5 separate regions of the Mus musculus genome follow, and regions 1, 3, 4 and 5 are each linked to region 2. A link is a loop called in an ENCODE intact Hi-C map of the cell type or tissue named here. Cell type or tissue: left cerebral cortex. All regions are shown on one strand. Each heading gives the region's core, and the rest is flanking DNA. Links, peaks and the distances in the headings are about the cores only.

What was found. Peaks named below come from ENCODE experiments on the same cell type or tissue, not always from the same donor. Only the 100,000 strongest peaks of a DNase experiment are listed, where the experiment ranks them.
Region 1: a loop joins it to region 2, with 10 times the contacts of the local background. A loop is called at or near these places in 2 of 42 quality-filtered maps.
Region 3: a loop joins it to region 2, with 14 times the contacts of the local background. A loop is called at or near these places in 3 of 42 quality-filtered maps.
Region 4: it touches region 2 in a loop (5-fold over the local background); 3 of 42 quality-filtered maps call a loop at or near these places.
Region 5: it touches region 2 in a loop (8-fold over the local background); 2 of 42 quality-filtered maps call a loop at or near these places.

What each region holds. Positions count from the first base shown.
Region 1 is chr10:84,053,707-84,060,034 of GRCm38, forward strand. Gm34184 (predicted gene, 34184) reads right to left here. Exons shown (of 5, transcript NR_152790.1): 3 at 735-834. Among named protein-coding and RNA genes, the nearest start is that of Gm34113, 28 kb to the right of the region's middle. In left cerebral cortex, for the core only: no CTCF peak of the experiment used is centred there; DNase peaks (open chromatin) are centred at 1,089, 1,404, 2,245, 2,897 and 4 more places; H3K27ac peaks cover 1,734 bases.
Region 2 is chr10:84,354,074-84,360,401 of GRCm38, forward strand. No RefSeq gene overlaps it. Among named protein-coding and RNA genes, the nearest start is that of Gm46201, 21 kb to the left of the region's middle. In left cerebral cortex, for the core only: a CTCF peak has its summit at 2,130 (motif pointing left); DNase peaks (open chromatin) are centred at 3,648, 4,139, 4,498 and 4,844; H3K27ac peaks cover 3,622 bases.
Region 3 is chr10:84,086,668-84,092,995 of GRCm38, forward strand. The region is part of intron 1 of Gm34184 (predicted gene, 34184); the gene reads right to left. Gm34113 (a long non-coding RNA gene) reads left to right here. Exons shown (of 3, transcript XR_380638.2): 2 at 5,595-5,742. Among named protein-coding and RNA genes, the nearest start is that of Gm34113, 5.2 kb to the left of the region's middle. In left cerebral cortex, for the core only: no CTCF peak of the experiment used is centred there; DNase peaks (open chromatin) are centred at 2,827, 3,254, 3,703 and 5,529; H3K27ac peaks cover 2,262 bases.
Region 4 is chr10:84,226,370-84,232,697 of GRCm38, forward strand. No RefSeq gene overlaps it. Among named protein-coding and RNA genes, the nearest start is that of Gm46201, 110 kb to the right of the region's middle. In left cerebral cortex, for the core only: no CTCF peak of the experiment used is centred there; DNase peaks (open chromatin) are centred at 2,731, 3,053, 3,365 and 4,102; H3K27ac peaks cover 1,024 bases.
Region 5 is chr10:84,208,966-84,215,293 of GRCm38, forward strand. No RefSeq gene overlaps it. Among named protein-coding and RNA genes, the nearest start is that of Gm40727, 100 kb to the left of the region's middle. In left cerebral cortex, for the core only: no CTCF peak of the experiment used is centred there; a DNase peak (open chromatin) is centred at 3,372; H3K27ac peaks cover 755 bases.

The sequences.
Region 1 (6,328 bases), core at 539-5,538, 300 kb before region 2:
CCTACAATGCATCTTCATTCTCCCTTTGTTATCTGAATAACCAATCTCTACCACATATGTGTATTACCTTAGTAAGGAAAACACACACACACATATGCATACATCCCACATGCATACACACATATACACACATGCACACGCATACATACACAGGCATACATATGTGTGTTACCTTTGAAAGGAAACATACACACATGCACACACACCCCATGCACATACATATATACACACACATGCACATACATACAGATACTGATACAAACAGATACACATACGTGTTTTTCTCATAGGAGGAAAACACACACACATGCACATCCACACATGCACACACATGCATATACACATGTACATACATACAGACACAGATACAAACATACACATGTGTGTTTTTCTCTTAGGAAGAAAACACACACAAATGTGCATGCACACATGCACACACATACATTTACACAAGCACACATACACACACATATGCATATACACACTCTGCACATGTACACACATATATGCATACACATACATATATAGATAGATATAAACAGATACACATGTGTATATTACCTTAGGAAGGGAACACACACACATATGCATACCCCCCACATGCACATATATGCAGACATGCACACAGACATACATACACAGGCAAAAACATGTGTGTGTGTATACATGCATGTATGAATGCACACACATATGCACACAAGTTTTGGCATAAGACTTTACCCAGATCACATTACCTTTGCCCTGAAGTTGTCTTTGACCACAGGTGCCAGGTTGTTTGGACAGCCATCATGGCAATGTCTCATTCCAATAAGAGAATGATCCCTGGTTGGAAACCTAGAGGCGGCAATGGGGGGAAAGGAGAGGGGAAGAGCGTCAGCTCAGATGGTCTCAGACAAGCAAGGCAGCCCTGACTTATAGTCACTGGTGAAGGTGTTAATGTCTCCTCTCAGGTGCACCTCTCCTCTAACCATACTTGCTGACTGAGTCTGTGATGACCTAATTGGCCACAGAGACAGGAGCAGATGGCTCACCTAATAACAAGCCTTTTACATTCAGGGATGACCCCTTTTGGGCTTCGTTTTAGTACTGTGTGTGACCCTGTGGGCGGTTGTCATTAATCAAACATGCTCATTGAGTGTGCCAAGACTACTGGATAAATAGGCCAACAAGGCATGCTCACACTAGCTCACTTTGAACTCTGACTTAGACCCCGTGTTCCTGTCTCCCATTAAACACAAAGGCATGTACACACACACACACACACACACACACACACACACAGAGGGAGAGAGAGAGAGAGAGAGAGAGAGAGAGAGAGAGAGAGAGAGGTAAAAATTAAGGTCTTTATGTGCATCCATGCCTGACTAATTCTAGTAGCTAGATTTCACCCACTCACGCTGGCATGAGTCCCTGGTGGTTTGACAATTCCCCACACTAAGTTGGATCTCTCTGCTTCTGACTTTTCATTATTAGCAATGGGGGCTGTGTGTGGACCGGCTTGAGGGTCTGTGTGCCATGGAAATGAGGCCACAGACTTCCCATGTTTGTGCAGATGGGGAGAAGGGGCTCTGGGAAAGAAATACCCTCCTTTCCTTTCTGTGGAATGTAACCCCTTGGGGCAAAGTGAAGGTTGTGGTTCTCAGCTTTGCAAAGTCAAAGGTATCCATGTTCTAAACTGACACCAGTGTCTACCAGGGACTGTGGCGAGGAGAAGCATCGCAGCCTAGCAGCCAGGGAACAGAATAGACTGAGGCCAGAGGCCCGGGGAAGACCCTGTAAGAGCTAAAAACTAGAGAGGCTTCTGTGCTGCCACCTCAACTGTGAAGTCCTGAGGTGGGGAGTGAGAAGGGACACAAGTTCCAGGGACAAATCAAATAGGTCACTAGGTCAGAGGATTGTTCCCGAGCCAGTGCAATGAGTGTGTGTTAGCTCAGCTCAAGCAACACTCCTGATCAAACAATGCTATCGGGCAGAATATAGTTGCTCTTTGAAAAGAAACCTCCCCCCCCCCCCCAGTTTTGATACTTAGAGTCTTCAGAGTCCCTAATAAAAGAAGAAGAAAAAATACTGGATATTTTCAGGCTCCCAGTAGCCTCACCAACAACGAACACAGTTTTCTGAGTCAGGCAGATGGGCTGAAGGGTGAGGTGGAGTGGGAAGTCTGTCAACACAATGTCCCTGGGTCTGGTTGCTTCCCTTCCCGCTCTATTTTTATTATTAGGTGATTCCGGGCCATTTCCTGTTATTATTACACTTATTGTTGTCAGAGGAAGCCAATTCATTTTCATATTAGCCAGAGCAAAGCATAATCAGGAAGAGAATCTGCTACCAGAAAGGAAACATGGAACACAGACTGCTGCTTGACATTCCAAAGCCCGAGCTCAAATAAACAACATGGAACAAGCAAGAGAGACCAAAGGGATGGCAGGCAGAGCACCTCCCCCACCATAAACACCGGCACCTCAGACAACACGCACACGCACACACACACACACACACACACACACACACACACACTATACATACCTCCGACATACACCACATCACACATCCACATATGCATATACACCATGTGTATAACTTCCCCACATCATACACACACACACATCGCATACATACAGACCATATGCACACTGTGTGTGCATTATGTGCACACACAACACGCACCACGCACACAGCATACACGTACACCACAAAAACACAACACACACATGCCACACACATGCATACATACCATCATTCACCCAAAGAAACTGTCTACACAGTGGCTGAGCTTCCTGCCAGGGCCATAAAAACGCTGAGTCACCCCCAAGGAAAAATAGTCTGAGAACTACGTGATTAACCAAGACTTGTGCTCTGTACTTTTGTTTTGGAAGGAAAAGCAAAGAGGAAAGGGGAAGGTAGCCTGAGCATCTTCTCATTCACAGGGCACCTGGAGCAGGCTCCGCCCACCTCCTTGCCTGAGGTCTCTCAGGCCTCTAGGCTGCTCTGCACATTCTGCCCTTTGACACAAAGCCAGCAACTTGGAAGGTTCATTCATGGATTTAAAGTTTCTTCCAGTCTTCCCTCCTCCCTAATGAAGCAGTTTCCTTCAAAGGTTCACGATGCCCACTGTCCACTCCAGGCAGAAGAGCAGGCATTTTCTGCTGTGCCCGGCAATGGGGTTGGGGGTGAGGGGCAGGTGTGTATAGCGAAGGGAAAAGAAGGGTGTTCCGACAGGTGGATGACGGCAACTCTGCGCGCAGGCCACGCTATCTTTCCAGAGTCCATTTCAGGCACCCACAGTCATTGGTGGCATGTGGTCCTGGCATCACTGCTCCTTCCAGGGCCAAGTCAGGCAGCCAGGCTAAGAAATCATACATTCAAAATGTCTAAGAGGCAGGGTTTAAATATAGATATGCCACAATCCTAATGTGCTTCATTTAACTGTTTCAACCTTTAGTGTTCTTAGTTGAAAATTAGAGATTAACCCTGTTTTTACCTTTGCTGGCCCTACAGTTTATTCTTTAAATTGTAGCCAGGAAGATTATACCAATTAGGATTCCACTTAACCACCAGAAACAGAGATAACTGCCTAGAGAGAGCCTTAATGGGCTGGGATGGCTCTACTCCCAAGGACTCTGGTCCAAACTTCTTACCATCCCATACAGGGGGGTGGGGGTGGGGGATGACCCTTGTTTTCATAATGAACTAGAACAGGTAAAGATCCAGACATCATGTCTGCATTCCAGGTTGAAGAGGAAGGGCAAAAACAAAGAAGAAAAATATCAAAAGCTGCAGTGAACTTTTTGGAGCACATACCGTTGGCTAAACTTAGTTTCATGACTTATGCCATGTGTCCAGCCGAAAGTGTGGGGTTTCTATTATAAGGAAGAGGAAAGAAATGGATGTGAGGGAATAGCACACTCTCTCTGCCAGATCAACCCTTCAAAATATAAGGCAATTCTAATCTACGTTGCTTAAAACTGTGTTATTTCTCCCATGCAGAATAAAAGCCAAGGCCATTGGAGCATCCTCCAAGACACCGAGGGTCTGGTTTCTTCTCCCCCTCTGTACTGGCTAATTTTGTATCAACTTGACAAAGCTGGAGTTATCACAGAGAAAGGAGCTTCAGTTGAGGAAATGCCTCCATGAGATCCAGCTGTAAGGCATTTTCTCAATTAGTGATCAAGGGGGAAAGGCCCCTTGTGGGTGGGATCTTCTCTGGGCTGGTAATCTTAGTTCTACAAGAGAGCAGGCTGAGCAAGCCAGGGGAAGCAAGCCAGTAAAGAACATCCCTCCATGGCCTCTGCATCAGCTCCTGCTTTCTGACCTGCTTGAGTTCCAGTCCTGACTTCCTTTGGTGATGAACAGCAGTATGGAAGTGTAAGCCGAATAAATCCTTTCCTCCCCAACTTGTTTCTTGGTCATGATGTTTGTGCAGGAATAGAAACCCTGACTAAGACACCCTCTAACCTCATTTCTTTAAAAAAAAAAAAAAAAAAAAAAAAACTTTATTGGATATTGTCTTTACTTACATTTCAAATGTTATCCCCTTTCCCTGTTTTCCCCCCAGAAATCCCCTATCCCATTCCCCCTCCTCCTTCGGAGTCTATGAGGGTGTATCCCCACCCAACCACCCACTCCCACCTCCCTACCCTGGCATCCCCCTACACTGGAGCATTGAGTCTTCACAGAACTAAGGCCCTCTTTTCCCATTGATACCCAACAAGGCCATCCTCTGCTACATATACGGCTGGAGCCATGGGTCCCTCCATGTGTATTCTTTGGTTGGTGTTTAAGTTCCTGGAAGCTCCGGGGGATGTAGTTGGTTGATATTGCTGTTCTTCCTATTAGGTTGCAAACCCCTTCAGCTTCTTCAGTCCTTTCTCCAACTCCTCCATTGGGGACTCATGCTCAGTCACATGGTTGGCTGTGAGCATCTGCCTCTGTACCTGTCAGGCTCTGGCAGAGCCTCTCAGGAGACAGCCATATCAGGCTCCTGTCAGCATGAATTTCTTAGCATCCACAATCTGTCTGGGTTTGGTGACTATCTATGGGATGGATCCCCAAGTGGGTCAGTCTCTGGATAGCCCTTCCTTCAGTTTCTGCTTCACACTTTGTCTGCGTATTTCTTCCCTTGAGTATGTTGTTTCCCCTTCTAAGGAAGACTGAATCACCCACACTTTAGCCTTCCTTCTTAAGCTTCATGTGGTCTGTGAATTGTATTTTGGTTTCTGTGCTTTTGGGCTAATATCCACGTACCAGTGAGTGCATGCCATGTATGTTCTCTTGTGACTGGGTTACCTCACTCAGGAGTCTAGTTCCATACATTTGCCTAAGAATTTCATGAAGTCATTGTTTTTAATATCTGAATAGTACTCCATTGTGTAAATGTACCACATTTTCTGTATCCATTCCTCTACTGAGGGACATCTGGGTTCTTTCCAGCTTCTGGCTATTTTAAACAAGGCTGCTATGAACATAGTGGAGCATGTGTCCTTGTTATATGTTGGATCATCTTTTGGGTATATTCTAGGAGTGGTATAGCTGGGTTCTCAGGTAACACTGTGTCCAATTTTCTGAGGAACCACCAGACTGACTTCCAGAGTAGATGACCCAGCTTACAGTCCAACCAGCAATTTCTCACCTTCTTTTCTGGATTATTCTGAGTCTCTTGCCTTCCTCAGGCTATGCCTCCAGGTGTCTTAAACTCAGCCCTCAGCCCATTATAGCTAACGGGTGAACTACTACTTTAGCAGGGACAATCCTACAGAAACCGTGGTCACCTCCCTTGGGACCCTGCACCCCTTACCTAGATGCCCTTTTGTTGGCTGCTGTCATACCCTACTCTGCTGGGGATACTCTTGGTTAACATTTGCCTTTTACTATCAGGCATTCGATGACTTTTGGGACTTCATCTGCTGTCTCCTGTTTAAAGCTGTGGGACATTCAAACATTGTCAAAGACCTTGTGCATGCTCCTAGAGGTCAATGACAGGCTGAGTAAGTTCTAACTCTGTCTCTATTCCAACACAGGGGAGAGAAGGCACCAGATATCAAGGCTAAAAGGGCTTCATCCAGGGGAAGAGGTGACTGGGTTTGCTGAGCTTCTAATCAGTGCCCGTCTGTTAGAGGAAGACTAGAGCAAGTGCTGCCAGCCATGACTGCGGGGAACAGTGGGAAACAATTTTCAGTCACTTTCCCCCAAAGCTTCAGGACTATTTATTCTCAATTCTTTCTTCTCTGCCTTTAGTTTTGAACAAGTGTGGCTTGGGGGCACATATCCCTGAATCCATCACTTTGATGGTTTATTGCACATTAAGTAGCATAGAATTGAAGTCTGGGGC
Region 2 (6,328 bases), core at 657-5,656:
CAAAAGAGTCTAGTGTTGGGGCGTGCTGGTGCATGCCTGTGATTCCAGCACTTGGGAGACCAAGGCGGGAAGACTGAGTTCTAGTCCAGCCCAAGCTACATTACAGAGTAAAACGTGAAAATCTAAACGAACCAAAAGAAGAGTCTGTCTCTCTCCCTTTAAGAGAAGTCCCCCAAGCTTTAAGATACAGAAAGTGGGCCAAGTCTGGAGTCTAACTGCCAGCATGCATGAAAATTCCCAGCCACATGACCTTGAACTTGCTTGGTCTCTGGCTATGTATCAGTTTCTCCCATGGTAACAGGAGAATAACAATAAATTCCATCTCTTAGGGCCAGTTGTACATCTTAAAAGATGCAAGGTTGCTAGTCAGCTTTATCACCCTCGCAAACAAATAACCTGAGAAAGACGACGTGTGGAGGGGTGTTATTTGTTCCGGTCTCTGAGATATTTCTGTCGGTGGCCATCTGGCTCCCTGGTGAGTCAGAACACCACGGTGGTAAAAGCACATGGCAGAGCATGTTCACCTGATGATGGGAAAAGAGAGGAGGGAGGGAGGGAGGGAGGGAGGGCCACCAAAATGGCATACATTCAATAACCTTATCTATTTAACTAACCCTCATCTCTTGATTCCCATCTTCTTGCAATAACAATGGATTCATCAAAGGCTATTCATTGAAGATTACGTCAGAATGATGGAGTCATTGTGGATTACATCAGAGGCTAAGGACTCCCCAGAGGCCTATCAGCTTTCAACCAAGCCCTAACCTGAGACTGTGGAGATTTGGCATTCAAACTCTCCCATATAGGAACTGGGTTTGGATCAAAGGGTGGCCCCAACGGTGTGTTACCATCCATCCATTCCACTCCAGTCACAATTCATAGCGACAGAAATTGTGAACAATCACATCTGTATTTTATAATGTGTGAAACAATCTCCCTCACACTGTCTCTGTGTTCTGTCCCCTCCAAAATGTCAGTGGTATCCACAACGATACCGGCCTCAGCAGTTAGAGAAGGTCTGGTAGGCCACTCAGTGGGTAAATCACTTGCCACACAAACAGGAAGACTCACCTTTGGGTTCCCAAAGCCCGCAGAAAACTGTTCGGGTCGCATGCATCAATAATCCCGGCCCTCCTATGGGGGGCGGGCGGGGTGGACCAAGTCAGGAGAAGCTCCAGAAGTTCAGGGGCCAGGCAGCCTGGGGTACAAAGCAGAGAACAAGAAGAGGCCATGGCTCAAAGGAAGCAGAAGGCAAGAACCAACATCTATGGTTGTCCTCTGCCTTCCTCAATAGTCATGTCATAGCGTGCACTCACACATGCATACACACAAACAAGCATCATATGTGTCAGTTGCCCACCAGAGAGTACATGTGCAACCATCTGCGTGTGTTTAATCCTGTACTCTACTGCATAGCCTTAGGTGCGGGCAGCAAAATATTTACATGTTGAACATTTTCTGTGTTTGGATAGTGAATGTCTGTGTGAAACCTGTAACCTGTACATTATCATACAAAATATACACTTCTAGCTCACATTCACATACTGCTTCTACCGAGGCTTATTGCCCAGATACTCTGTGATTGGGTTTTCCTTAATACAGTTTGACCCTCCCTTTGCCTCGTGACTCCCCTCTCCTCTCCTCTCCTCTCCTCTCCTCTCCTCTCCTCTCCTCTCCTCTCCTCTCCTCTCCTCTCCTCTCCTCTCCTCTCCTCTCCTCTCCTCTCCTTGCTCGTATTAGATTGTCTCTGGAAGTTTGATTCAGGGATAAGTTCCAAACTGGGATGTATTTTGCTCTTTCTCTCATGCCCAGCTCAGAGCTGGGAAAAGCCATGATATGAGAAGGGAGATGAATCAAGGATGCTAAATGAGCAGAGAACCAAGTGAACCAGCTAGGTCCTGATTCACCCATAGCTGGGATGGGTGTCTTGTGTATCCAAGTAGCATCCTAGGCAGGCAAAACCACATCTCATTTTCTTTACATTTCTTTTCTGCATAGGTAATTAAAAGTTGCTTCATGGACTGGAGAGATGGCTCAGTGGTTAAGAGCACTGATTGCTCTTCCAGAGGTCCTGAGTTCAATTCCTAGGAACCACATATGGCTCACAACCATCTATAATGGGATCTGATGCCCCCTTCTGGTATGTCTGAAGAGAGCTACAGTGTACACATATAAATCAAATAAATAAATCTTTTTTGAAAAAAAAAAGTTGTTTTAAGTTGCTTGCAATTGAGGGCCATGCTGGGTGCAGCAGTTTGACAATCACATTTGAGCTAGCAAGTCAACTGAGGTTCTGATGACTAAATTCTATCCCAATAACCCACAGTGGGAGGAGAAAACTAAGACTCAAAAACTGTTCTCTGACCCTCACATGTGTGCTATCATGAGCACATACACACACACACACACACACACACACACACACACCTGTCCACATATACTTGCTACACACACATATGCAGGCATGCATATACATATACAGGTGCACATATACCCTCACACACATATGCATGCATACTTGATACCTCACAGTTCTGTAGTTCACAAATCTAACCCAATATGACAAAATCCTCTGTTCGCCATCTCTTAAGGCTAAAGTCAACGTGTAAGAACAGCTTACTCTAATTTGCCTCGTATTTGCTATGATAAACACCATGAACTAAAGCAGCTTGGGAAGAGAAAGTTTATTTCATTTTACGACTTACAGTCCATTGGGGAAGGAACACAGGTTGAGAACCTGGAAACAGGAACAGAAGCAGGGGCCATGGAGTAGTGTTGTTTACTGGTGTGCTCCCCATGGCTTGCTCAGCTGCCTTTAAGATACAACCCAGAACCACTTGGGCAGTGGACTAAACATCCCCATATCAACAGTCAAGAAAATACCTCTACAGACTTCCCACAGGTCAGTCTGATGGATGTAATTCATTCCCCAGACTAAGCAACATGCAGCTACATTCAAGATGCCTAGGACTGGTGGACCACAAGTGTGTGATTATCGTGGTGTTCCTAGAGGAGACTGATGGATGCCAGTGTCTGGGAGTAGACAAGACCAGCCCTGAACAGGGACAAAAAGCAACTTAAGGAAGGAAGAGCTTATCCTGAGTCAAGGATTGAGGGTATAGTCCGTCATAATGGGGAAGACATAGCAGTAAGTAGAAGGAAGCCAGTCACACTGTGACCATGATCAGAAAGCAGAGAGAGATGAATGCTGGTGCTCAGCTCCCTGGCTCCCTTTTTCCTTTTCGTTCAGTTCAGAAGTTCAGCCTACAGGACGGTGCCACCCACCCTCAGTCTTTCCTCTGTAGTTGAACCTTTCTGGAGTATCCTCACTCACATCCTAAGAGGTGGGTCTCCTAGGTGACTCCTACTAGAGTCAGGTTGACAGTGAAAATAATCATTACAAATGGAAGCGGCTGGAGACTTTGACTGGCTGTAAATGAGTCACCACTTTACTTCCCAAAGACATTCCAAAATGATTTGACTTTCCTCCCGTTGCTAAGTCTGGTGGTATTGCCTAGTAGATCTACCAGAATGTGCCAGAGGAAGGAGAGGAGAGACACGGCACAGAGGAAACTTAACTTGGAGAGTCTTTGATCTCAAGTGGCAGGCGCTGTGAGAGTAAAGGGGGTGCTGGGAGATACAGGGAAGATGGCCAGAGATGGAGGGAGGGAATGGAAGTGAGGCCAGGAGCAAGGTTGGCTCCTCCCAGATGTCCATTCCTAGCATTTGGTACAAACCAGGAGAATGAGAAACCGAAGAGGAGAAATAGGTATGCTGGGTGGGAAGAGAGAGATTGGACGCCTGAAGATCATTGGCACATAGGTTCATCCCTGTACCCAGCAGAGCAGAAGAGGGAATTTGAGAAAATGGAAGCTTTAGTTAAAAAGGAAAGGAAGGAGAGAGGAGGAGGAGGTCACAGAGTAGAAAGTACCCACAGGGAGCAAATATGAGGAGGGGCATCCCTACTGACAGCCTGCAATGGGAGCAGAGTCTGGCTGCCTCTGTACCAAGCACGTGATCCCATGCTCCCATCTGCCTTATAATTGTCCTGCCCAGCTTCAGCTTCCAAGGCACAGGCTGGATGCATCCTTGTGAGTCTGCAGCCCTGCACAGGCCTGCTGTCCTCATTTTGCAGGGAGAAAGCATCTTGGTGATATTATGAGACTCCAGATGGCACTCTGGGCTTCCTGCCCACATGCCTTATGCTTCCTCAACCCAAGAACGGTACCACCACCTGGGGTCTTCTTTATTTCTTCCCAACACAGCCCAACACAGCCATTCTCTTCCTCTTCATCAGCACACACTTCCTCTCCCTCCTCAGACCTCTGTCCTAGAATATCTTGCAAAGATCACAGGTTGTGGAACTCCATAGACCTAGGCTAGTTATTTGGCTTTTCTGAATGTTCCAAATACTTCATTACATGCAGAGTGCAAGATGTAATAGCCTAATTCAGCACTTGGCACGAAGTAAAAGCCACATTGACATTAGTCTGGGCACACAGACCTGCAGACATCTTTTCAGAATCTAACAAATCTGTCCAAAGTTGGGGGAGGCGGGTACAATGTCAGTCAAAAGGAGAGAGCTGCTATCTGGTCTTGCCACTTCATTGTGTGATTTTAGGCTAGTTAGTCTTGTGACTTTTTGAGCCCTGGTTACCTCATCTATAAAAATGAGGCTACAAGTTGAATATCCCTTATTCAAACTGCTGAAGACCAGAAATATTTTGGATTGTAGACTTTTCCAGAATTTTTTTTAATATTTCATAAACATAGTGAGCTCTCTTTGGGGAAGGACACAAATCAGCACATGGGCTCATCACACGCAGCCTGAAAATAAGCTTATATGTGATTGCCTAGTCTCCAGGGAAAGCATGCCGCGTGAGCCTTCTTGATAAACCTTGCCCAAGTTGTGTTCCCAAGTGTCATGTCTTTGTTCATGATGTTCTGGTCTTAAACTTGGCCTTCCCTAATATGCTCAACATGTGACTTTCATCCGATTCAGATCCTTTGAATGTCTTTCCTATGTTAAAAAAAGTCCTCATCTTAAGATGTCTACTATAAGGTGGAGGTTACTATGGAAACCCTGTCCTAGGAGTACAGACATGTGCCCAAATCTACTCCAATTAGATAAACCCTAGCCTAACTTGACACGAGTTCAGATCCTATATTAAGATCCATTCTAGGAATGTCAGTTTTCAGTGTCAACCCTGACAAATGTACATTATCAATGTTCAGTCCTTAGTCACATGTTGGCAGTGCATGGAACAAAGACTGTGACCACTAGTGCCAGCTGCGAGGTCTCTACCTAATCAATTCTATAGCTGGGTTTTGGCTCCATACATGGAATCTCAATGACTAGTCCTGCTGCAAGACTCTGTGTTTATAATGAGCCTTAATAAGGTTCATCTCTGTTGAAAGAACCTGAAATTTTTCTCCCAGTATTTGGAGCTAAGAACTTCAACTATGAAGTGATGTCCCTCTTGCACCATGAACAGGATGAGAGTAGAAGCCAATCTTGCCTTAGTCAACACTGAGTTTCATTGTCTTAATCTCATATGTTCAGGAGCCGGGTCAGTTAGGAATCTTCTGTTGCAAGAAGACAGATGGCCAAATCCAACAAACAGAATCCAGAAGCCTTGGTGCTTGCTTTAAGGATGGATGGACTCAGAGATACAATGAGGTTGTATTATACACTGCCCTCCAGCCTTATGTTCAACTCACTCTCTCTTGACTCTCATTCAACTCATCACTTTTGGCTCTCAAGAATAAAATCTGCCACCAGAAGTGTTTCTAGGTTGACTTCATTTTCATAGAAATTTAGAGAAAAGAAAAAGGAAAGAAGGAAGGAAGGCACAAGGCCAAGGAGAAAGGAGGGAGAGAGAGGAAAGAGGGATGACCACTGTAAATCTCTCCAGCACCCCTACTTCAGTCAAATATCATCAATCAACCATGTTTGGGTCTCGGCATTAGTGAACTCTTAAGCCAATTGTGAATCCAAGAGAAGGAGAAATTCAAGTGGGAAGAACGATGAAGGCTGTGATAAAGTCACGTGGTAGGTGATGTACCCCCCTGACCCGTGACCCCTGACCTCAGGCATCACATTGTATTGGGAAGAACCATATAGCCATGGATATGACACATAACTGCAAGAAAAAAATATTTTAAAAAGAAAGGAACATCTCCATCACCACAGAGCTAAAAGAGGGCATAATATAAATGCAATATATCTATATAAATATAAAAATGAAGTCTACCTACCTGCCTGTCTCTTATACTCACATTCAGATATATCAGGATGAGGTATGAAATAGGTCTTGGGAGCTTAACC
Region 3 (6,328 bases), core at 647-5,646, 270 kb before region 2:
GCATGCAGGGGAGATGGGAGTGGGGAGGGAAGCAACAGATACAAAACATCACCTGTATGGATGGAATGTGGTCATCACCTAAGCTTAGGGAGGGGAATTAGTAATCCAAATGAGACTAATGTTATGGGTCATTGCTCCGATGTTAAACTAAGCTCCTCTTTGCTTTGACATAAATTCTGCACCTGCTGTGATTTCTAGGCACTGAAGTTTCGCTGTACTTGTAGCAAATAGATGCTTATTGGCATAGTTGGTGAGTGGTCCCATCCCTGGCCAGGAGCACCATTGCGCTCACACTTGGGACCCACTGTAATGTAACTTTTACTCATACAGTGGGTACGCAGGCAAGAGAGTTTTCCTGCAGGAAGGTTAATGGGAATTGACTAGAAACTTGGCCCAGGAAAGAACTAAGAAATACAAGAAGAAGCTAAATGAACATGTGTGAAAGAAGGGAATGAAAGAGAGGAGGTCCTGAGTCAAACATGACTGTGTCCCAGGATTGAATGAAACAAACAAACAAACAATCAGGAACGAACATGACTGCTCCTAGGTCTGTTGTAGGAGACATTTTATTATCTAGATATGTGGGAGAACATAGCCAGAGGCAAGGACATCAGGGAGAATCCAGAGTGGTCCTGACCAGACTGAGCTGGGTCATATGGAGAGAGGGGAAGGGGAAGGCAGAGGGGAGAGGGAGAAGTGCTGCAGCCAGTAGGGGCTTGGATTATATAGGGAAGAGTGGCCCAGCTCCCTGGGTTGGGGAGTTTAGGATAGGGGCAGGATATGCCAGTCAGGAGGACCCTGTAACAGGGAGGGACAGAGGGATGCTGGGAGAACCTGGTGGCCAAGTCTGCTTCGGTATGTTAAATAGGCACCTCAGCCATTTCTCCCAGGGCTGAAACCTAACAAGGATGAATGTTGAGAATATTGATATGAAAAACCCCAGATCTCAGCTCCAGAAAACTCAAGTGCAGAAACGAGAGGAAGGTATTCTAAGTGTGGCAGGGGAGGAGCGTTCTGTTTTAGAGAAGTTCCCCCACTTGACTGGAAGTGCAAAGGTCATGGGTTCCATTTTTAGGTAAGAAAGCCGAAGTTTCCATAAGTTGCCTAACATGGTCTTCTGGGGGTGTTGGGATTCCACAGGTCACATACAACAGATTCCAGCTATAGTCACGTGTAGCTGAAGGATGGGTGTGTATGGGGAGGTCTTCTAAGCAATGTGTCTTGCTTCATCCTTGTGTGACAGTACTCACAAACCGAGGTGTATGGTCACTCTATGAAATCTTGATGCGATGAACAGAGCCTAGGGGGTTGCTAGTGTAACAGGACAGGCTCCTTTACATGAAAAATCTGTAGAAAGACACTATAAGATAATAAGAAACTTACTTAACTACATGATCCAGTCACTGTTGACTTACAATCTCACTGGGCTCCTCCTAAACAGCAACTTTGCAACGGCTTGCATCATTTCCTGTGGCCATTGCCTGCCAGGTGCAAGCCAGGTGCATCAGCATGTAAAGACTGCTCATTATCCTAGCCTCCTCCCCCTCCCCCTCTTCCTCCTCCTCTTCCTCCTCCTCTTCCTTCTTCTCTTCCTTCCTTCTCCTCCTTCCTCGCTCTCTCTGTCTCTCTGTCTCTGTCTCTGTCTCTGTCTCTCTCTCTCTCTCTCTCTCTGTTCCCATGTGTTCCCAGTCAGCCTCTCATTCTGTCCTTCTCTGTTCCCTTCTTTTCTCTGCCTCTGCTCTTTTCAGGTCCCAACTCCCCTCCCTTCCCCAATGGTAACGTCCTTACATTAATCAGGTCTGTTGCATGGTGTGATTTCTCATATGCAGGGGAGCATGCATACAAATACTTGCTTACACAAATCTACTCTCTCATACACATATAGCTTAACCAAGCCAAACTCCCCACCATCCAATCCTCCATAGTCTACACTCTTCATGAAAGAGAATGCCTCGGTCAGTGAATGAATTAAAAATACATTAATGATAAAGCTGTGGGTTTTGCCTCTATGTTTCTCATTGTCTCGGCTCTTGCTTTGTTCTGTTGCTGGATGAAGTGAGGAGAGTCTTGACTAGCTTAAGTCTATGTGGCAGTGATGATTAACCTCTAGGAACACTAGACAGTTTCTTCTTCATGCTGTTGGCAGTCTATTGGGTGACACTTGGATCCCACAACTGACAGAGGTCAACGGACAGACAGACTGCTCATTCTGGTCGCTCTGTCCTCTGGTCACCAGAATCTGTGGTTACTGCGGGCTGCCATGGTGGGAAGGAGCACGGTGACTGGCACACTGGCTCTTAGGTCACCTGTCAGTAACACTGACCTCTAAAATGTCTCTAAGACATCTGCCCGTTCTTGTTTTAGATGTGGTTGGGTGGAGGCTGAAGCGAGTCAGGGGTGGTGAGTATAAAGAGGAGAAAAACAGAGAACTTGCAAAGATTCAGGCAGTGGACTGTAAGTGTGGAGGAATTCAAGGGGACTTCTGGAAAGGGGACTTTTAGCACAGTAGACTTTTGGCCACATTGAAGTACCAAATAAGACAACTTGAAATCACTGGCAGGTGCCTGGAGGAGGTGGGACTCCAATGTGAATGCCATACCGTGTTATTATTGTCATTTATATTTACAGCATAGCTCCTCAAAGCAGCTGCACTGGAGCTCAGCAGGCCTGTCTGAGAATGAGGACGGGAACTGAGTCATAAGCGTTATCAAAACTCTGTTGGCTTCTTCTTCCTCCTCTAGAAGGTCAGCCTTGCTTTTTAAAGGGACGAGGAAGCACTTACATCCCTGGGGTGGCGAGGTATTCCAGATGGTCCAATACCTGCTCCCACATCTCAGCTGCAGTCTGCAAATTTACCTCATCTAAGTCCTTAAGCGGGTTTCAAGCCTTGGCCTCAGAGGCAGAATTGGAAACCATAAAAATACCTCTTTGTTCAGCTCCCTGGAGGGAGAACAGATGTCGTCCGCCTAAATGATTTTCATAGACGGAACGTCTCCTATGGTGCAGCTGCCCTAGAATTTCCAGAAATGACTGGGGTGATGCAAGGTACTATGGAGACCTGGTAGCTGCAGTTAGCTTTCCTTCTGCGAGGTATCAGCATCGTCCTCCTTGGTGGGCTATGAGATGTTTATCAGTGGTACCAGGAGGTGGGAAGCCAATCTCTTCGTGACCACTGAGCTTCCCCACACATGGACAAGCCTAGAGCTGAATGGAGAGGTGAGCTGGGAACTGCCCCTCCCTTCTCCGCCAGGCTCACACATGCAATGTAGGAAGGAAGCCCAGTGCTGTTCTAATGTCCTCTAGGTGACAAGGATTTTTTGCACCATGTGCAGCTGTATTCAGCAAGTACATCAAGAGGTGTGGACATAACGGGACAAATAGCTCATTTTTGACTAAGGGCACTGAGTTCTAACATTACTATTGTGCCAAAAATGTACAGGCTGGGACCCCAAACACCCGCTGGTAGAGATTCTGTCATCTCCTCTGATCTAGGAAGCAAAGGTTAGAGAACAAGAGTTCAGAGTCTCCTATTAACTTTCTAACAACCAATCCCTCTGCCTTATTGTAGCCTTTACTAACCAGAGAAAGGGGGTTTGGCTGTTAGACGCAGAAGTGGATCACCTTCATGCAGGGCAGAGAAATGGCTGATTTTGTGTATCTGCTTGGCCGGATTATAGCAGACAGGAGCCATACCTTCATCTCTCCATGCTCCTTAGCTTGCAGATCTCAAATGCTGAGATGTCTTATCTTCTGTAGTCACGTGGGCCAGTTGTTTACAGGGATGACTTTAAAGATAGATTGTTTTACCTGCTACACATACACACCTACACACATACCATATACACCACACACACATGCCTACATACCACACCACACACACTCACACACACACACACATACCACACTACACCCCCCACACACACACACATACCACACATACCATATATACCACACACACCATATATACCACACACACCATACACACTACACATACACCACACACATACTGCACATAACACACACACACACACACACACACACACACACACACACAATTGGTTGCCTGGAGAAGTCTCATAGAGGCAGCTAGTTTCAAAACCTGACCCGTGAGTTCTACAGATTTTATGTTGAGGCATCTCTATTAGAGGTGGGGGTGGGGTAGTGCTCCCATTTGGTAACCTCGAGGTCTTGAGTACATTTCTTTTTAGCCTTTTGGGTTATTTAAAAATGAAATTGAAGCCTGGCAGTGATGGTGGTGCAGGCCTTTAATCCCAGCACTTAGGAGGCAGGCAGATCTCTATAAATTCAAGGCCAGCCTGGTGTATGGAGTGCGTTCCAGGATAACCAAGGCTACACAGAGAAACCCTGTCTCAAGAAACCAAACTGGAAAAAAAAAGTGCAACTCTCAGCTGCTTCACAGAGTTCCTGAGATACCAAGAGGCCACATTTTGGAGCCCTTTGTCTTGAGGTCCATGTGGCATTTCTGCCTGTTGCCATGATGCCAGTGAGGACATAGATGGGCCTTACCCCAGGCTGTTTCTCCTTGATCAAGACAAAACCTTAAGGAGGGGTCAGGGCCAGACAAGGGACATCAATTACTTGAGCGAGAAATTTCACCAATGATATCTGTTGTGGCTGGACTTGGGATGGCATGGTTGTCCCAGTCCCTGGACTTGAGGACACAACCATGGCTGCTTAGCTCCCACGAATCCTGTGACCCTCCTCCTTAATCTACCTAGAGCTTGCTTAATCTACCAAGATCTTTTCTGCACAGTAGAAGCCATAATATTCCCATCTTAGATCTTTCAGCCCCTAAGTAGATCCAGGCTACAGGGTTGTCTTTGTCTTCAAAACTCTCTCTGCTTTTGAGCCTGTGTGGCTACTGCACGCTGTCTCAGGAGGGCCCACGTCCTGGATAGGCTCCCTATTTCCCGAGGATGGGATTCTCTTCCACCCCCAACCTCTGGTGAGTGTGTTCCTATATGAGTTCATGTTGTGTCTCAGACTTGGTGTCCAACTCCAGAATCAGGGTCAAGGGTTCACCTCAGCTGCTTTGCATCCTTCTGTTGGACAGTAGGCACACTGCTATCTCCAAGAATATGGTGGAACTGTTTCATAATAACCCATAAGGCCTCAGCGTCCTCCCATCTTTTCGTCCAGTCCACACCAGAGTCACAGAGTCGATGGTTTTCTCCCATGCCCCCTGCCCCCCCAAGCTTTTAAAGATTTAGGGTTCTTTGGGCCTAAGCCACTCAGATGAAAATAATTTATAACCCCTTTCCATCCACTCCTTTTAAATACAAGCTGTGGGACCCCCCCCCCCTCTTACTCTCCCCTCTCCCAGGCCAAGAACTCTGGGATGCTTTAAATATTTCATGGTGAGTAAAGTGGATAAAATCCTTGCTTCCAGGGCTTGCTTCTCTGGGGATAAAGCAGTGTGTCTGTGGGAGGGTATTCATGAGAACTGCATTCTGAGCAATATGTACACTTTAGCCCTGGAGATCCTGCCCACTGCTGCGCCCTTCTGTTAATATGCATAACAATCTTAGGATACTTTTTGTTACTGTTACCTACTCAAACAAATCCTTTCACAGGACCCAAGACTGAAGGCAATAGAAGCCCAAGTCCACCCAATCCTACAGCTGTCACAAAAAGAAGCAAGCTGCAGAATGAGGTAGCTATGTCGCTTTCTCCAGTACAATTCAGAAGACCATGCAGCCTTCAGTTATGTCCACACCTTAGGTAAGATCTTATGGTCTCTAAATCTATGTAGTTGGTTTTGGCAGAGTTTGGTGGGTGGCTTGGGTAGCTTGATTGAATAACTTTGGCTGGACACTTATCTCTCTCCCTCTCCCCCTCCCCCTCTCTCTTTCTCTCTTCACTGAGTTACGTAGAAATTAGGTAATGTTGGTCATTTAGACTATGATCTGAAACTAGGGCACACCATAAACATATAAATTACTTTTGTGTGTGTATTCAATTCAATTTCCCAATGAGATTGTTTTTTTTCTTCCAGCATAAGAAATAATCTACTGATTATTTCTTATGTGTATGTGCATATGTGTATGTTCTCATGTGTACATGTGCATGTTTGTCCATGTATGTGTGAAGGTCAATCTCAGATGTCATTCCTTGGGTACTGTCCACATTGTTGTTTTGAGACAGTCTTTCACTGTTCTGGAACTCTCGGCTAGGCTTTCTGGCTAAGGAGTACCAGGCATCTCCCTCTCTCAACCTCCCCTGTGTACCCTCATGCCTGATTTTAAAATGTGGGTTCTAGGAATTGGGTTCTCATGGAAGGCTATGAGAGCTAGGATTCATCGTGGCA
Region 4 (6,328 bases), core at 584-5,583, 130 kb before region 2:
GAAGGACATGAGAAAGCAGGCAAGATAGACAGACAGACAGACAGAACTTTTCCTTCTTCCATCTCCTTTATATAGGCTTCTTGCAGAAGGTATGGACCAGATTAGAAGAGGGTCTTCCCACTTCAAAAGATCTGGACTGGTTAGGCATAGTGGCTCATGCCTTTAGTCTCAGCATTAGAGGCAGAGGCAAGTGGATCTCTGAGTTCAAGAGTTCAAGACCATCTTGGTCTACAGAGCTCCTGAATAGCCAGGGACACACAGAAAAATCCTGTCTCAAATAAAATAAAATAAAATAAAATAAAATAAAATAAAAAAGACCTTGATTAATGGTGTGTCTTCCCAACTCAAAGTGAATCTTCAAGTAATCCAATTAAGAAAAAAAATCCCTTATGGGTGTGCCCCCCTCCGCATTTTGGGGTTTTAGTTCATTTCAGCTGTAGTCAAGTTGACAAACCAAAATAGCCATCCCAGTGAGGTAGTGATTTAGAGAGCTGTCGTGTGTGTTCTATGAATCAGAAGGTGAGATTGAGTACCAGCTGTGACCTGGGAACTCTCCTCATTTTGCTCAGTGCCTCAGTTTTCCCATGCCCTCAACGTCATTCCAGCTAATACCTAACACCTCCTGAGGAGACCAAGTCAAGAACTTAAAATCAAAGCTGTTCTTGGTGTTTTCATGGTGTTTGTGAATGAAGAGCTCAGCTGTTTGCTGTGAATGGAGAACCGAGGAGAGTAGGGAGAACTCATGGATGTCTTTGTGCCTCTTGAATCTATGTCCTTCAGTCAGTGATTAGGAGCCAAGCCACATTATGAAGTCTAGTAAACCTAAATACATATTGTCAAGGGTCCAGTCCCTCCCAGTTTCCACACCCTATCTCTTATTGAATAAGAAAACACTGTCCCCACACCCACCCACCCCAGAAAATCCTGAGAGCCACTAAAAACAAAACTGTAGGCAAAGCTTTTCCTCAAGAAATAAAGAATTTTCTCTGCATGTCAACTACAAAACCAAGTCATTTGACGAGTTCTCACGGGTCTGGTATAAAAGTTCTGGTCCATTTTATTCTAGAAATCTCTATCATGAGCCAGCCCATATCCCTGGAGATACCAGGGGAACATTGAAGTGCTTTGAAGAAGGGTTTCATGATGAGAAACCCTTCATGAAGGGATTCAGATGAGATCTGCATTTTAGGAAATAAACTGTGGGCGTGGGTTTGCTTGGGGAAGGAAGGAAGGAAGACAAGAGGACAGGGCAGGTTGCTTCCATGCACAAGCCCTGGTGATAAGTACAGGACCTGAAGGAGGGTAGAACTAATCGGGGTTACAGGAAGCTGATAGTTCACAGAGATAATTAGAAGAATAAAAGTCCAAACTTAGTGTACAGTTAAAAGAAATAAGAATAGTTTTCCAGTTGACTGTGTGTACCCTGCCATACAGGGCTGGGATGTGGGTAGAAAGCAAGACATCCAACGCCTCCTAGAAGTGAATCTTATTGAGATAAGGATCAGGGGCTTTCCATGAATCCTCTTCACAAATCTGGACCTGAGGAAAGCCAGACAAGAAGATACATGTCTGAGGGAAAGGAGAAAACATGTTTGGTCCTAATAAGGTTGTGGTGAAGGATAAAAAGAGGAGGAGCTGTTCTGTTCTAGAACAATCCAGCCCCACCCAGGTAAGGGCTGCCTTGTGAAGCTGCTAGCATTTTCAAGACGTTGATGGTGGTTATCAGCTGGCACCAGAGCAAAATCAAGGATGTGTTGACAGCTAGGAAGCCCCAGCACAACCGGAATGTGTGTGTGTGTGTGTGTGTGTGTGTGTGTGTGTGTGTGTGTGTGTGTGTGTGTGTGTGTGTGTTTCCCAGAACATATACCAGGCTTGCTGTTCACAGACATCCTCAGAGAACAAATAAACATGGCAATGCAACCTTCAAACACCATTTACACAATACTCACTTGTGGTGGAAGTTTGAAATATTCCATGGGGACCATTTACCTATACCCTGTTCATTCTTTTTGCTCTCCTTTGTCCCCCAAAGAAAACCCTTCTGCAAATGAAATCCCCCACCCCAGCCAAGCACCCAATCACCCACACAGTAGATCTCAAGCTCTCTGCCCACCTTAACTCTTTTCCTTGGCCATCTATACACACACATGTATCTAAACACGTTGCTCTGGAAAGTATTGTGGTAACGGTTAGGAGGCACTTCGTATGGCAGGAGTGTGTGTGAGCATGGCAAGCAAGATATGTAGAAAAGAGAAGGGGGTAGAAGAGGATGGGTGGGTGCTTTACAACAGCCTTCTCTCCAAAAATGAATCCATCCCTGAGAGAAGCAACCCAGTCTCTGGGGAAGGATGTTAGCCCTCAAAGACCTCAAGCCAGTAATGCTCCAATGGCAAGGTCAATCAAGATGAGCTCCGGCAGGGATTAAACTGGGTCTTGGGCACTGAATGAACTTGACAGCACTGTTACTTGAAATGTAACCAGGCACCAATGACCGAGATGCATCTGTCAACTTTGCCAAGCCCCAACCTTGCCACTTGGCCCTGGACCCTAGATTATAGCCTTGGTTCCAGTTTCCCTATATGTAACGTAAGAAACAACCATGAATGAGATCATAATCTTTACATTGTACAGAGACAGCTAAGATTCAGAGAGCTGAGTCATTGCTCTTAGAAGAAACAACTAGAAGACAGAGTTTGAAGCCCCAAAGCCTGGTCCCTTCTTGCTCATAACCACTGCACCGTCTTGCCTCAACGCCTACACAAAATTGGTTCTTAAATCTGTGATAACGGAAACTTGGACAAGTTCATTAATTCCCTAGACCCCTGTTCCTGCAAGAGAAGTGTTTCATGATTGTATATCTTCTAAAGATGCTGTGGGGAATCACTAAGTCAGATAGTAAAGGGATTCATGGAGAACCCCAGCAGCTGTGGTCACAAAGCCAATGCTCACCGCAGCAGGAATACTGATTGATCTGTGAATATCACAAGCATCCGTGGTGTTTGCAATTACTTGCTTCAAAGCTTGTGATTTCCCTGAACTATGTGTTCCAGAAACTGTCTCTTCCTAATTTGCATTTGGCAGCCTCATCTCCACAGAGCACACTTGGGAACATCCTCTGCTTTCGATGTTATTTGTACATGTATTGATAAATGGCTTTTAAAGTCCCTCTCTCTTAGATTCCTGTGAGGATTAGATGACATAATGCATGCAAAACAGCTAGTATCATTTTTGGCTTGGGAATTGCACCTAATTAATATTGGTTCTTTTGCCTTTTGCAACAGAATACATTACTTGAGACAAACACTCCAGAGTCCTATAGCAGGTGCCTCTGAGGGACACAAACATCTCTAGCACAGCCCACATACCGTATGGAATGGGCAACGTGATGTACAAGGAAACCCATGCTGGAGTCTACCTTGGAGGGCAGGGGATGTTGTGGATTACAGAGAACAATGCTGCAGGCGTGTTTGAAAGTCTCCAGAGCAGAAAGAGGAAGGCACTTGATGTTCTGATCGCTTAAAACTGCTAATTAGGCTCATGCATGCTACAAACACTGGCAGCTCTTGTGTCCTGGGGTAATAGGGACAAGCCTGGCAAAGATGCTCACAACCATAGCCCACCTGTCCATAAGCCCATGTGCTGTGCCCATAAAGAGATGCTTCAACTGAGAACACTGGGGAACAAGCTACCAAGCACGTTTGAATGTTCTGAAATTCCGAGTAGAAATATAACGTCCAGGTGGGCACAAAAGTCTCCTTGCAACCACTGGGGAAATTCTACATTCACTGCACCAGGCAGTAGGGGAGAGAAACCGTGCCTTTGGGTGTGGAACACACTGCTTCTGGTTGGTGGATGTGCCCACTGAGAACTGCAGCAGCAAGTCAGCTGACATTTCCGAGCTTCCATGTCTTCATTTGCAAAATAGAAAATACGCACTTGGCACAGGTATGGGAAGCATAAAGAAGTAACCTATATGAAGGGACTAGCAGGTAATAAAGCCCCCATCAGTGCTACCACCTACGGGTAGCTAAGCTTATCTGAGGGCACCCACCAGTGAAATCATCGCGTTCCCGTCTTCCTACTCGAGTGGCTCCGGTGGTTGTACTGTTGAATGGCGCCTTGAATGAGTCACAGACTATTAATACACCGGGACTTGTCATAAGGACAAGTGACAAATAAGGGCTCAAGGACAGAAAGGACCTGGACCATTCTCAAATAAGATAAACTATGCCATAAATAACATGGCATTGGCTGACTTGGGGAGGGGTGCTGATGAGTAGCTGTTATGGATTTAGAGAGCTGGAAGCGGTCCAAGCATGAGAGGCTAGAATAAGAAGGTGCGAAGAGGGAGCTTTGACTCTAAGCAAATGAGAGGCCAATGAACCGCGGGAGCTGCCTACCAGACCAAATAATGTGGGGCCAATCCACGGCAGAGGAAACACCCAATGAAAGAGAAGTTAATCTGTGATTGACAACCCTAAAGAGTTTCAGGAACTCAGCAGCAGACACTGTTAGTGGATGAGGAAACTGAGGCAGGAAGTGAGCCTAGCCCTTTGCCTGTCTCCAACACCCTGGTGCAGACCCCAAGGGTTTGGTGAATTAGCCAAGGAGTCTTTAGACTTTCCAGTCCTTGAAAAGACCTCCAGATCTCAGGATCCTGCTTATCATAGCACAGCTCCTGATGTGTCCGCATTACCAGTAGAATACACATTTCTTAGCCCAGTAACAATTTGCCATGTCAAAGAATATTTTCAATGATTCTGTTCTTAGTTTTTATCTTATTTTACTTTATTTTGACTACCAATTAAATCTTTCCCGTGGTTCCTTTCTTGCCATTAAGAATATAAACTTTAAACCTGGACTATGATTAAAAGGAAATTTTCATTCCTTATCTGCTCCTTTTAAACTTTCTATTTTTAAAAATTTGTTCAACTAGGGCTTAAAAATCTTAAAATTATATTATAAAATATTAGTTTGTGTGATGTATAGCTTGTGTAAGAATAGGGATTTTTTTCTTTACTTAAAAGAAAAAAATTAATCTGGCAGTGGTGGCACACACCTTTAATATCAGCAATCAGGAGGCAGAGACAGGCAGATCTATGAGTTCAAGGCCAGCCTGGAATACAGAGTGAGTTCTAGGGCAGCCAGGGCCACACACAGAAAATAAACAAAAATCATGTATATATGTGCCAAACTTTGCTCAATAATAGTAGCAATTACATTTGCTTCATTTGAAATTAATCTTTCCTTTCTAAACATTTTTTAATTCATGAAGAAAATGCAACATATTTAAATAACAACCTCAAAATAAGATGGAATTTAAGCTTTCTAAATGTAAGTCTGATATATTGAATTTAAATAAAGGTTATACATAGTAGCCTTTACTTACAGCACAACAGAGAGAGAGAGAGAGAGGGAGAGAGAGAGAGAGAGAGAGAGAGAGAGAGAGAGAGAGAGAGAGAGAGAGAGAGAGAGGAAGAGAGAGGAAGAGAGAGACAGAGACAGAGACACAGAGAGAAACAGAGACAGAGACACAGAGAAATTCATTGAATTCTAAGCTTCTGAAACTATAAACCAACCAAGACAAACAAAATACAACCTAGGAAAGTGAATACAATACTAGGAAAGGGGACATTCATTTTTGAAAATTTAATTAATTAATTAGTTAGTTAGTTAGTTAATTAATTAATTTTACATCTCTACCTCAGTTTTTCCTTGCTCCCTTCTCCCCATCCTCCCCCCACCCCCATCCACTCCACTACCATCTTCTTGCCTTCTCTTTTTCTTTTCAGAAAAGGGGAGGGGGAAAGGAGGCATTCTTATTGGCCTATCAGATGCAGTTATAGCTTAGCTATTTCAAAATGGTTTCTCAACATTTTTAGGCGTGAGTGTCTATTTAAATGCTATCTATTAGATAACAAAATAGAATGCATCATTTTAATATAATAGACTGTGGTAGTTTGAATGAGAATGGCCCCCCATAGGTTCCTGTATCTGAATGTTTGGCCCATAGTTGGTAGAACTGTCTTGGAAGGATTAGAAGATATGTCACTGAGGGCGGGGCTTTGCAGTTTCAAAAGTCCATGCCAGGCTCAGTCTTATTCTCTCTATGCCTTCACCTTGTGGGTCAGATATACGCTTTCAGCTACTGCACTAGCACCATGCCTATCTTCCTGCCACAATGGTCATGGCCTACTCTATGAAATCCCCAGCTAAATGCTTTTTTGCTATAAGCTGCCTTGGCCATGATGTCTCTTCACAGTATTAAAACAGTGGCTAAGACAGAGGTAAACTTTATTTCTATTTTTTCTTTCATCATAAATACTTG
Region 5 (6,328 bases), core at 669-5,668, 150 kb before region 2:
TGTTTCAACAATTCTTTACTTTCTTGTTTCCTCTAAGTTGCATTCCTTCTGTGTGTTTGTTGTGGTCTCCGTATGTCATGTTAGAACCTTTCCACATGTCTGGTAATCCATATTGCTTGTTATTAATAAAAAAAAAAGAGAGGAAACAGAAAGCTCGTTGGAAGCTTTCAGCTCAGCCATGGAGCTGGTTACAATCGACTCCATCAGACCACGCATTAGCAGACCCCCATTGCCTGTATCTTTTCATCTTTTTTCTTGGCTAGAGTTTAGAGTCTTCGGAGAGGATGCTTCTCATCTCTTGCATGGAAGATAAGGATCTTTAGAGCATTCTGTGGTTATAGTTAGAGGAGAGGGCTAGAAAGCTCACCATAAAGTGTGTGCTATAAACAAATTCACCAAGTCCTCTGATTCTGATTTGAGTGTCTACACTCAATACCAATGCCTCTCCTTAAAACAAACCTACAGACTTACCAGCAGAATAATCATATTAAAAAGATAACTTGAACTGCATCTCAATGGCTTAGCTACCAACTTAGATCTGTCTCCTGTGAAATTTCATGTAGATGTGTTTCCTGAGGGATTATTCAGGGATCAAGTTTCTTTATATAGTTTGATTCTATCAAGACTAAAGGGATTGTGTTATGAAGCTTCTAGATGAAGAAATCAGGAAAGAGCTTTGTGTGTGAAGTTTTCATGGGTCAAGCTAGAAAGCAGCATTGAGAAGTACCTTCACTTCCTCATTCAGAACTGTTACATAGCTCGATCTGATGGCTATTCCTGGTTGTCAGCTTGATTACATCTGGAATGAACTACAGTCCAGAAATGGAGGGCGCACTTGTCAGACTGGAAGACAGGATTCTGACCTTGATCTTGACATGAAGTTCTTGAGGCATAGTGGCCATGAAAAGCTTATGCCCAGGCAAGGTAGTACACACCTTTAATTCCAGGAGACTGAGGCCAGCAGATCTCTGAGTTCAAGGTCAGCCTGGGACAAAGCAACTTTTAGATCCAGGCATGGTGGTACATACCTTTAATCTGAGCCACACCTTCTGTTAGAGGCCTACATTAAGGACATTGGAAGAAGGAAGACACACATATCCTTGCCTGCTTGCACTTACTAGTCAGCACATCTGTTGGAACCTACATCCTCACGATTCCAGCTTATACAGAAGACCAGCTGAAACAACTAGTCTGAGACTGAGCAACTACTAGACTCTTGGACTTCACATTCACAGTTGCTCATTGTTGGATTAGTTAAACTGCAGACTACATCATTCCTATAAATTCCCTTAATATATATATTGAGAGATTCTATAAGTTCTGTGACTCTAGAGAACCCTAACTAAGACACTATACCTAACTGCAAAAGAGGTCAGGGAAATACGCCAACCTGTGTCTCCAGAAGGAAAATGAAATGGGTTTGGAGAACTCACACATCCCCCACTTTAATGCATGATCTGCACAACCTGTAAAATGGCAAAGCTGGAACTGCAGGTCCTGCAACGTTTAGATGAGGACAAGATTAATAGAATGCTTAGTCAAATGCCAGGTACACGGGAAACCCAGAGAGTCACTGTTAGTGATGTTATGCTTTTTTTCTTATCCTTCATTAGTTTGTTTTACTAAAACTAGATGTTCATTAAAAATTAAATCTTTCTGAACCCTAGGAATAAAATGGAAGAACAGCTAACAGTATCCAGAGGTAGAAGAAACAAGAAAAGTAGGGGGAAGAGACCACCATGTTGACCATCACACAGATGTTCATATAGTAAATGTCTTCTGAATATCTACTGTGTACCAAGCATGTCCAAAGATAACTGGATAAATAAGATAAATCCCCCATACTTGAGTTTACTGAAATCTGGCTACAAATCAAAAACCTAAACATTACCATTCTTTGGATATTTGGGGCTAGTTTCCAATGGAAAGTTGGGAGCCATTCCAAAGGATAAAGTGACCTGAGGTGATTTTCCATTTCAGTGGTCAGATAAAGGATTAGGTAAGGTTGTCAGTCACCTCCACGTTGTCTGATCCAGTGTGTAAGTCTCAGCCATCATCAGGCTGATGTGCAGCAGATCAAGATGTCGTGCTTGAAAGAACAGCTCTATGGCTTCCAGATGCACATGCATCCTGGCTTTACTGCTCTTCCATTGGCTGTTACTCCTCTGAGTCTTGTGTTAGCCCTCCTTCACTCCAATGCATCTTAATGGTGGAGTGTCACTATACCTGAGTCATTATGCCACTTCCCTGAGCAATCACATCTCGGGTCATAGCTCCTAACACCAGCTAGAAGTTGGAGGTTCAAAAAATTGTATACCATATCAGCCTTCACTTAAAATTCAGTTTCTTAAGCTCATCTCCTTTCTCAGCTTCCACCTTGGAATCCCACTATCTGAACTTCTGAACATCTATCCCTTGATTCCTTTATCCTATATCCAATGTATTAGTTTGTCTCTTGGTTAAACTGTCAATGTATATCCAGAACTCAAATATTCCTTACTATCTGTACCTCCATAGCTTGGTCCAATACACCCTCATCTCCTTCTTGGAATCATCCTGATGCATATTGTTTTTCTCTTGGCTTTTACTCTAACACCCTTATTACAATGTGTCATGGTTATAAGAATACATACACAGACAGGAAGAGAGAGAGAGAGAAGATAGATAGATAGATAGATAGATAGATAGATAGATAGATAGATAGATAGAACTAGAATGTAAAGAAAACATCAGTCATGTTCATGGTAGCTAGAAAGGTCCCCAGGAGCTAGAACACTGATACTTTATAGGCATTTGGGTTGGTTTAAATGAAAATGGTCCCCATAGGGTCATAGGCAGTGATACTATTAGGAGGTGTGATCTTGTTAGAGAAAGTATGTCAGTGGGGATAGGCTTTGAGGTTTCAGATCCTCAAGCCAGACTCAGTGGCTCACTCTCTCTTGCTGCTGCCTGCCAATATGGATCTAGAACTCTCAGCTACCTCTCCAGCACTGTGTCTGCCTGCATGTTGCCATGCTTCCCAACATAATGATAATGGGCTAAACCTCTAAACCATAAACCAACCTCAATTAAATGTTTTCCGTTATAAGAGTTGTGGCGGTCACCGTGTCTCTTCACAGCAATAAAACCCTACCTAAGACAGCATTGAAAAACAAAAAGAATGCAGTCTTGGAATGCAGTTTCTCACCTTCCCCTAAGCCACAGAAGAGCTTTTCCAAAAACACCTTCTTACCCAGGGTCACATCCTCACAGCCAATGCTGGGTTTCTCATCTGTCTGGAAATATCTTTCCCTGTTTCACGCCCAGTGTGTATGCCTCCCTTCTGATGATGCATATACATGAGTTGACACCCAGACAGTCCTGCTGCTACATCAGTCTTCTCTGAGGCAGGAGCCAAATCCTTCTTCTGTGGCACCAGAGGGGTGCCCATAGCCTCTTATCTGCTTCTGGGAAGAACCCACCAGCTAAGAAGGACCAACACTCACTACCGAAGCCAACTGTGCTCACTCTTTGGCTTCTCTCTGTGAGTAAGGCCTTGTTCTGTCCAGTTCTTTATTGTGATGTTTTCCTTGGCAGCTTCAAAGGCAAGATGCAGCGGGCAGAAGTTTTTGAACTTCTGCTCCTGATAATAGACAACAGATGTTCTTGCTCAACACTAGATATTCAGTATATTTTAAGTACATGAAGGAAAGAATGTGGGCGCTGTCTAGAGACCCAGTATATTTGGAATAAATGGAGAACAGCATGTGGACATTCTTCAGAGGACCTGGTGAAATGGAGACGAGCCATTTCCTTCCCTATAGAGCTCAAGGAGCAGATTTCATTGTGTATTTGCATCTTTCATTTCTTATAAGTGTGATCACAATGATTGGCGCATGAGCCAGTGCTGATCCCCAACAAGAAGATAAGACCTCAGAGGAATACAGGTTTAGTTCTTGTTCTCAGTAGAAATGGCTCAAAACAGTACACTGATGCAATGGTTTTCCCACTTCCATTAAACCTGCTTTCTTCCCCTACAAAGAATATTATCAGCCCTCTCTTCTAAGGACTCCTTGGTTTTCACTTACTGAATTTAGAGGATTGTGTGGTCTTATAGCAGACAGTGTTATTTGCTTTAACATTCCTTCTACTTCGTTAGCATGACTAACTTATCCAGGTTCTCTAGGGGCTTTCCCACTTTTAAGGTTGAGAGACACATACCTGGGAAGCCACCACCATTCCTGGGCAAAACAAAAGTTATCTGGTTATTCTATAACTAGTCTAACCTCTTCCACTTGAGTCTAACCTCTTCCACTCACTGTGTTATGCCATATACCTACAGATCCCTTCCATTCAAATGCCCGATGCAAGGCATTCTTTTTCTTTTGCAATCACTGAGTACCTGGCTGTGGGTAATTTCTAGATAAGTTTGATTCTTTTAGAGGTACAGAGACTATGAAGTTCACGATAATGTCACCAGCATGCTCGGTTGGGTTTCCTACTCTATGGTGGAAACCATCACAAAGTAAGGCAGAGCAAGTGTGCTGTTGCAGGCCCCTCTTGCTCCTTTTTACAAAGCCACTAATGCTGTTATAGAGTCTCCATCCCTATGACATCGGAGACTCCACTGCAAATACCCTTAGCACAATCTGGGGGGCAAACTACATATGAATATGTGAACTTCAGGAAGAATCTTCAAACCACAGCAACTCTGGTTCCCTAGAATATCAAGATGACAAGCCATTGCCATAGTCAGTGCTGTTGGGTGCCTCAGATCTTTTCTGATATAGTCATCATCCCTGGAGCTAACAGTTCAAAGTTATATTCATCTTACAGAAGCTTGTCTTTAGTCTATGGGAAGCTGATTTCCTGAGGTTTTCAAGGAGACTTTGTTCTTCCCCCCCCCCCCTAAGGTCAATGACCATGTGGTGGCGGCATACAGCTTGTCTCACTCTCTTGCAGATGGCACAGCCCTGTAGTATCATTTATAATTTAGGACTCTCCATGGAGCACAGCTGTAGCCAGAATTTGGATGCACCCATATCTCTACAGTGCTTTTATCACTGCCTCACAGAGTTCTACTAAGAGAGCTCCCTAATACATCACTTGCAACATGATCCCCATCTTAGACTGTGCCTCTAATCATCCAAACATGAAACAGCCAGTATTGCACATGGTCTCAGGAAGCTACATGCCTGAGTTGGCTCATCCATCTCCTTACTGTTGGCAACAAGGACCCCTATCTCTTTGTTGGCAGTTGACTTGCTTAGCTAGACAACTGCTAATACACTTTCTGATCTTGGATAGAATACAAGCTTCAAGAGATGTGCTGGCTTGGGTAATATCCTGCTATTGAAAGAGAAGGGAAATAGTAATGTTAAAGTCTGAAACTCGATCGTTTTGCTGAGTGCCCTGGATGCATGGAGGAAAGAGGACCTGACAAGTTCAGATTGATTGCTCAGAAATACAAAACAGAGCATGGAGTTTAGTGGGTTCTCTGACAATGTTTAAAGAGCCGTTCTCTTCTCTGGTATCAAGAGAGCCCCTAGAACCAAAATCCAGCTAAAACAAAACCTGATGCTAAGAGTGGCAGAGTTCTGAAAAGAGTTCAATTCTAAGTCTTAGAAAGTCTTCCAGTGAGGAGGTTTTGATGGCTTCATCCAATCCAGGTAGATGGAAGTATAAACATTGAGTGTCCAATTTTCTTTAAACAGTGAAGACCACAGATGTGAGGTGTACTTCTTTGATAAATAAAAGAGCTTCCTATTCTCAGCCAGCCTTGGATATGAATAAAGGCCACAAACAACAACAACAACAAAAAATGGGATCCTAGAATAAGTTAGTGCCCAGAATCTTTCTCTCCTCAGCCCCAGTCCCATCATCAATGTCAAGTCTCAGCTTGACTTCAGTCAGGTAGTTCTGGGCATGAAGAGGAAGATCAGACCTTAGAGCAGTGAAGCTCACCAGGATGAATGTACTAGACAGAACTGGGTCAGAATTCCATAAATGGACCATGATGGTAGTGGATCAAGAGGAACAAAATACAGAGTTATATAAGAGTTTTTGGTAGCAGGGAACCCTGTGACTCATGTGCCCAATAATATGAGACATACTAGTTGATGCTAAAATAACTGACCTAGCAGCTTGTGTGATATACTGCTAGGATAGGACTTAGATGCTTGAAAAAAAGTGACTGTCTACAATAAATAAAGTAGATACTAAAACAGCAATGAAAAATTAGGGAGGAAAGGACCAAAAGTCTTTTTGAAAAGTAAATATTTTATTGTGGATCAAGAATAGGGAATTTATTAGCCCTCTGTTCTACTTTGCTTTTTCTGTAGCTGTGATA